2 separate regions of the Homo sapiens genome follow, and region 1 is linked to region 2. A link is a loop called in an ENCODE intact Hi-C map of the cell type or tissue named here. Cell type or tissue: psoas muscle. All regions are shown on one strand. Each heading gives the region's core, and the rest is flanking DNA. Links, peaks and the distances in the headings are about the cores only. Region 1 has its middle 38 kb from the start of DRAIC. Region 2 has its middle 18 kb from the start of LINC02205.

Evidence for each region. Hi-C counts contacts between places; a loop is a spot of excess contacts. Peaks named below come from ENCODE experiments on the same cell type or tissue, not always from the same donor. Only the 100,000 strongest peaks of a DNase experiment are listed, where the experiment ranks them.
Region 1: a loop joins it to region 2, with 7 times the contacts of the local background. A loop is called at or near these places in 24 of 110 quality-filtered maps.

The regions. Positions count from the first base shown.
Region 1 is chr15:69,521,929-69,524,838 of GRCh38, forward strand. No RefSeq gene overlaps it. Among named protein-coding and RNA genes, the nearest start is that of DRAIC, 38 kb to the right of the region's middle. RefSeq lists an enhancer at 1,569-1,738. In psoas muscle, for the core only: a CTCF peak has its summit at 1,641 (motif pointing right); a DNase peak (open chromatin) is centred at 1,673.
Region 2 is chr15:70,486,448-70,489,357 of GRCh38, forward strand. No RefSeq gene overlaps it. Among named protein-coding and RNA genes, the nearest start is that of LINC02205, 18 kb to the right of the region's middle. RefSeq lists an enhancer at 290-349. In psoas muscle, for the core only: a CTCF peak has its summit at 1,774 (motif pointing left); DNase peaks (open chromatin) are centred at 484 and 1,774.

The DNA.
Region 1 (2,910 bases), core at 216-2,715, 960 kb before region 2:
CTGTTGAGCACATAGAATATGGCTAGTGAGACTGAGGAACTCAATTTTAAACTTTATCTAGCTTTAATATATGTTTAAAAACTAATAGCCCAGTTACTGGAAAACTTTTAAACACGTTTGAAACAATTTGTCTATGTGAGTTTACTCCCTCATCAAGAAGTATCCTCTTGGTCCAAATACAGATCAAGTATTTCCAGTGAGAATGTAGTGTCTGAATTGAGATGTGCTGAAAGTGTCAAATATACATCAAATTTGGAAGACTCAGTTTGAAAAAGAGTGCAAAATATCTTGATAAGTTTTTATATTGATGACATGTTGACATGATCATGTTTTGAATATATTGGATTAAGCAAACTATTGTCAATATTGATTTCACCCATTAAATTTTTTTTTAAAGGCAACTGGGCTGGGTGCAGTGGCACATGCCTGTAACCCCAGCACTTTGGGAGGCTGAGGTGGGCAGATCACTTGAGCCCAGAGGTTTGAGACCTGCCTGGGAAACATGGCGAAACCCCATCTCTACTAAAAATACAAAAAATTAGCCAGGTGTGGTGTCATGTTCCTGTAGTCCCAGCTATTCAGGAGGCTGAGGTGTGAGAATCACCTGAGCCCAGGAAGTCCAGGCTGCAGTGAGTCATGATTGCTCCATTGCACTCTAGCCTGGGTGAAGGGAGTGAGACCTTATCTCAATAAATAAATAGGCAGCTATTAGAAAACTTAAAATTACATGTGTGGCTCACATTATGTTTCTCTTGGATTATGTTGGACTAGAGCGACCCAGGGAATCTTAGGTTCAGATCAGTTGGGAAACTTGCATAGCTAATAAATGGCAGAACCAAAATTTCAACCTAGTTTTCCAAAGAGGTAGTGCTTTCTTTTTTGGTTAATTGGAAAACAGTGGGTTTGATCTAGGACCTCTAACAAGCCCCATCTGGGAAGGAGGCCGTGGTTCTCACCCTGGGCTCTGTGACCAACGCACTGCTCCAGGAAGGGGAGGCCTGAGAGAGGCTGGTGGGCAGGGCTAGAGCTCCCCCACCCCTTGTCCCTTGCCATACAATCACCAACCAATTCCATCAGAGAGCTGTGCTTTTATTGTTTCTCTTATACACGGGACCTGAGATTTCATTTGAGAATGCAATTTCTACTTAAAAAAGATGGAAAATCATCTGTGAAGAGGGAAGCCTTTAGACTCAAACAGACCATATACTTATGAATTCTTTGTGAGTTCACTACTTGGGGCCTCAGTTTCATCATCTGTAAAATGGGTGTTGGTGATACCTGTCCTGAGAGATTATGATGGTAATGAGATAATGGAGGATCTAATGCACGGCTCATAGCAGGTGTGCAATGAATGCAACTCTTCTCTCTTTTCCCCTCAAGACTGGCCTTGGACTCAGTTCTGACTCGTGTGTGTGTGTGTGTAGGTGGTGAACTTTCCCTAGGAGTTTCTTGCCTCATATTTTCCTTATTCCTGGAATGATTTGCTTTCAGTGGTAGTTTCATATTCATCTATAGACAGGGAAGGACATGGCAGAATGAGATAAAATGGGGGATGAATGCTGCTAAATACTGCCTTTGTGATTGTATTCAATTACATGGGCTTTTTCTTTGCCTGTTTGATGAGAAAGGTGATGAGAAAGGCAGGCCTGCAGGGGGCAGCACATGGCCAGTACTTCACTCATGAGGGACTGGCTCATGGGACTCCTGGCTTTGCAAGAAATCAGAGCCTTCCCAGGCATAGGGGAGCCTTGGAGATTTCTGCAAGGAGCCTCAGTTCTGGTGTTGAGATATTTATTATGCCCTGCAAGTTACTGATGCTGGTGGAATTAGGTCCTTGGGCTTCTTGGTCTCCTGGCCTCTGTGGTCCAGCCAGCCTCTTCCCCTATCCCTCAAGGATTACTTCTACGATCTCCGAACTTCAGGGCTGAGAGGGACTTAAATGGTGATCTAACCCTAACACATCATGTTACCAATACAGGAGGCAACCAACCTTGCAAGGTGGGGATGTGTGTATCTCCCATCTTACAGGAGAGAAAACAGAGGCTCAGTGAGGTTAAATGACTTTCACCAGGTCCCACAAGTAAGAAGTGATAGATTAAAGCTCTTTTGTTTGCAGGCATCAGAAATGTCTAGTCAGTTTAAGCAAAGGAGAGGAACATGGATCCTGGGGGGATTTCACAGAATGGCAAGAAAATCAACTAATTTGGCCTCCATGGGTGGGGCCCGGGGTAGCTCAAGATTGGCAGCAACAGTCTGTGGCTCTTTCTGTCCTGAACCTGCTCTCAGGGATGAGCACTAGCCCCAGTCCAGCCCAGACCCTGTATCTCTCAGGTCTAAAATTCAGGTTGCTGGGATAGAGGTTCTAGATGGACCCCTTGGATCACTCAGCAGTGGTCAGAGGTCAGGGGGTTACTAGCATAGTTATGGAGGATTTGTTTTGAGTCCTGTAGTGAAGCCCTGACAAGAACACCACAGGTGTCAACACCTGGTCGATGTGGGTCTTCCAAGGCTCAGCCGGGGCCTCTGTTCTGTCGCACAGTCACACAGTCTGCTCTCCAGTAGCTGCAGGCTAATCCCAGCTGTAAGGTCAGCCGAGGAAACGGAAGGTGCTGTTTGCATTTTAATAAGGAATCCAAAAGACCAAAGGCCTCTGGGTCCTAAAAGACTGGTTTTCTCAAATGGTGCAAAGTCCAGGTATTGTAACTGATGGGGCACCAGGGGTAAGGAGCCCTCCCTGGTACTTCCCGTCACACCCACACAAGTGTGCCTCCAACTTATAAAGTTCACCTGTTTATCTTGCTGCCGCTTGTTCCCCCAACTCCTTTCCATCTCCCTCTCCAAGGATTCAGTAATATGTTGTCTAGACACTACTGCTGCTGTTTCTCCTCCATTAATCCATTTTAATTGGAA
Region 2 (2,910 bases), core at 249-2,748:
GCCACCATGTGTCAGCTGAAGGGAAGCAAGCCAGGGAGTTCAAATAGAGAAACAGGAAGAAAGCAAACCAACCCATCTCCCTGGTTTCCCCCACGCCGCTGCAATGCACTAGAGGATGAACCAGCTCGTTCTCTTCACTTCTTTTTCTCTTGGTGGTAGCGGTAGGGCCAGAGGGTGAGTAAGCCAGAAGGTTCCCCAGTGTGGTCTCGGTTAAGGTTACTGGATACTTGCTTCAGTCCCATGGGTGATGAGTTCAGTGTCAACTCACACCTACCCCACCCCACCCCTGGAGGCCCTCTCCTGGGTTTTTCTTTCCTCTCCCAAGTTCAAGTCAAAACATGGTCAACCCCCCACACTTCCCTCACCCCTGGCCCGGCCCAACCAGCCCCTAACCAGAGCACAGGGCGCAGTCCATAACCACATCTTGCAACATGATTCACTGCGTCTGTGGAGGGACTGATGCAATTGTGGGTGAGGAGTCATTTCTACTGATGGGGAAACCACAGCAACCTGGCCAGGGGTGGGAGGGCAATCCATGGGGACCTACCCTGAGACAGGCCGCGATCAAGAACCCTCAGCGTCCCCAGAGCAACCCAGCCACACCATGACTGAGGCCAGAGAGCAGAGGCCCAGGACATGCTGTCCTCCTGCGGAGAGGCAGTAGGCTGGGGGCCGGGAGGAAGGCAGGGGTCTTGGCAAGAGAGGGACTGTTCAAAGACAGCAACTCTTCCAGGAACCCCCAGAGTGATCCATCTTTCTCTGTGAGCAACATGGACGTGTGAGGTTCTTGGAGGAGGCCAGGAAACCACAAGCAGGAAAATCGCTTTCTCTGGGTGCTGGGTCCGTGCCTGGACCAAAGATTGAAGCCACATTGCTGCTCACTGCACTACATGGGAAGCACACACACATGCCTGGAGAGCATGTACTCCCACCGCCAGAGCAGGTGCCCAGGAGACACACAGAACTGAATCTGAAATTGCAGGGGCCCAGCAGCCTACATGCTGTGGCCTGGATCAGCTGGGCACACCTGCCTTGGGTGCCTGATCTACTGTTCATTTCCAATGCCCAGCTCAGCCACCTGCCCAGTGGACCCTGCGCTTATCCCTCTGGCTATGTGAGCTCAAGCCAGCAATTTCCCCTCTCTGGACTGCCCTCTCTCTCTTCCGAACCCTAGTGCTCACTTCTGCAACTTAGCAAGGGATTATATGATGCCCCGTGACAACACTTGCTCTTTCCCTGTGTTTCTATCTTATTTCTCCATTTTCATCATAAGCTATTCTAGACAGGGCTGGGCTAGCCTCGAGAAGTTATCCCTGCCCCACCTCTACTCACTGATCTTGACGCATCTCTGCAGAGGAGGTATTTTTACCCTATTCCACTGAAGAAGAAACTTAGGCCCAGGAGGTAATAGAGCCAACAAGGACACTAGTAAGGGGCAGACTTGGAGCTAAGACTCAAATGCGCTTCAAAACCCCTGCCCAGCATTCTCTCCAAACCCCAGCCACCTAACCCAATTCCTTCATGGAGTCTCCTGGTGAAGGGCCAAAGAGATGAGGATCTCTCCAGAAGGTACCAAGCAAGATGTAAATATGAGAGAGAATAACGTCTGACCTCCCAGATCTGCAGGTCACAGACCTACAGCTCCAAGATCCACATTTTTTAAAATGTGCCACCCCCCATCCTCACCGTCCCTTTGGCTCACAGTCTGGAGGCTCCCTGGAGCACCATAAAAGACAGAACTTAGCCATCCGTGTGCAAGCCTGACCCCTGGTGACCAGAACCTTGAACTGCATGGCCAACCAGGCAGGCCCAAGAAATTAAGAGATCTGGCACTCACTCACTTGCCCAGCAAACTTCTGACCAGCACGGAGCTTATGGATTAGGCCACATCTACCTACCCTTCAGCCCAGGTGACTCTGGAACCACAGGCAATGGAGCCTTATTAACCTAACCCCTCACATGGCTAGCACATATGTCCATGATGAGCATAACTCATGCATCATGAATCCCACAGCCACCTGGGAGGCAGATGAAGTCCTAGCCCCCATCTAGAGAGAAACAAACTGAGGCCAGAGCAGTGAAAGCAATGCTCTGAGACGTCACAGAATCAGTGACAGATGCTACGCTCAAACCTACAATTTTCTGACTTAAAATACCATCCCTTCCAATTTTCCTAACATCCCCACCCTCTGGTCACTAAGGGGCAAGAAAGAGATGAGGGAACATGGTTCCCAGGACACCCCACTTAAAACAAGCGGATTTTTCCAAAAAAAATAAATTTACTTAAAATAGATATACTTATTTAAAATAAAATACATGGAAGATAGCTTTCCCCCTTCTCTCAATCAATAGCCCAGAAGCACAAGATCCTTGACCTGAGAGATTTCAGGTCCAGAGGGGATGGACTAGACTAGGGCTGCCAGGTTAGCAAACGACCATACAGGATGCTCAGCCACATGTGAATTGCAGGTGAGTAACACCTACACCACTTGGGATATACTTATACTTAAGTGTGGTTTACCTTGAAGTTCAAGTTTAACTAGGATCCTCTATTTTATCAGCCAACCCTAGACCAGATGCCACTGGGGAATGGGAGAGAGGGGCAGCCAGGCCAGAGGGGTGCAGGAAGAGCCTGAAGCCCTGCCGCGCGGGGAGAGAGGTGGGAGATGAAGCAAGAGACCTACATGGGAAGGTGGGAGTCACGGAGGCCTTGAGTGGGATGAGTGTTTTCTTGAGGATTATTCTGACAAACATGTGAGGAATAAGCTGAGGGGGGAAGTGGGGACGTGGGGGGTTCAGCTGGTTAGGGAGGGATGCCAGGGTGCCTATGGGATGGCGGTTTGTGCATGGTTGCCTGGCGGAGGTTGGGGGAAGGAGTGGATTCTGGATCCATCCCGAAGGTGGAGCTGG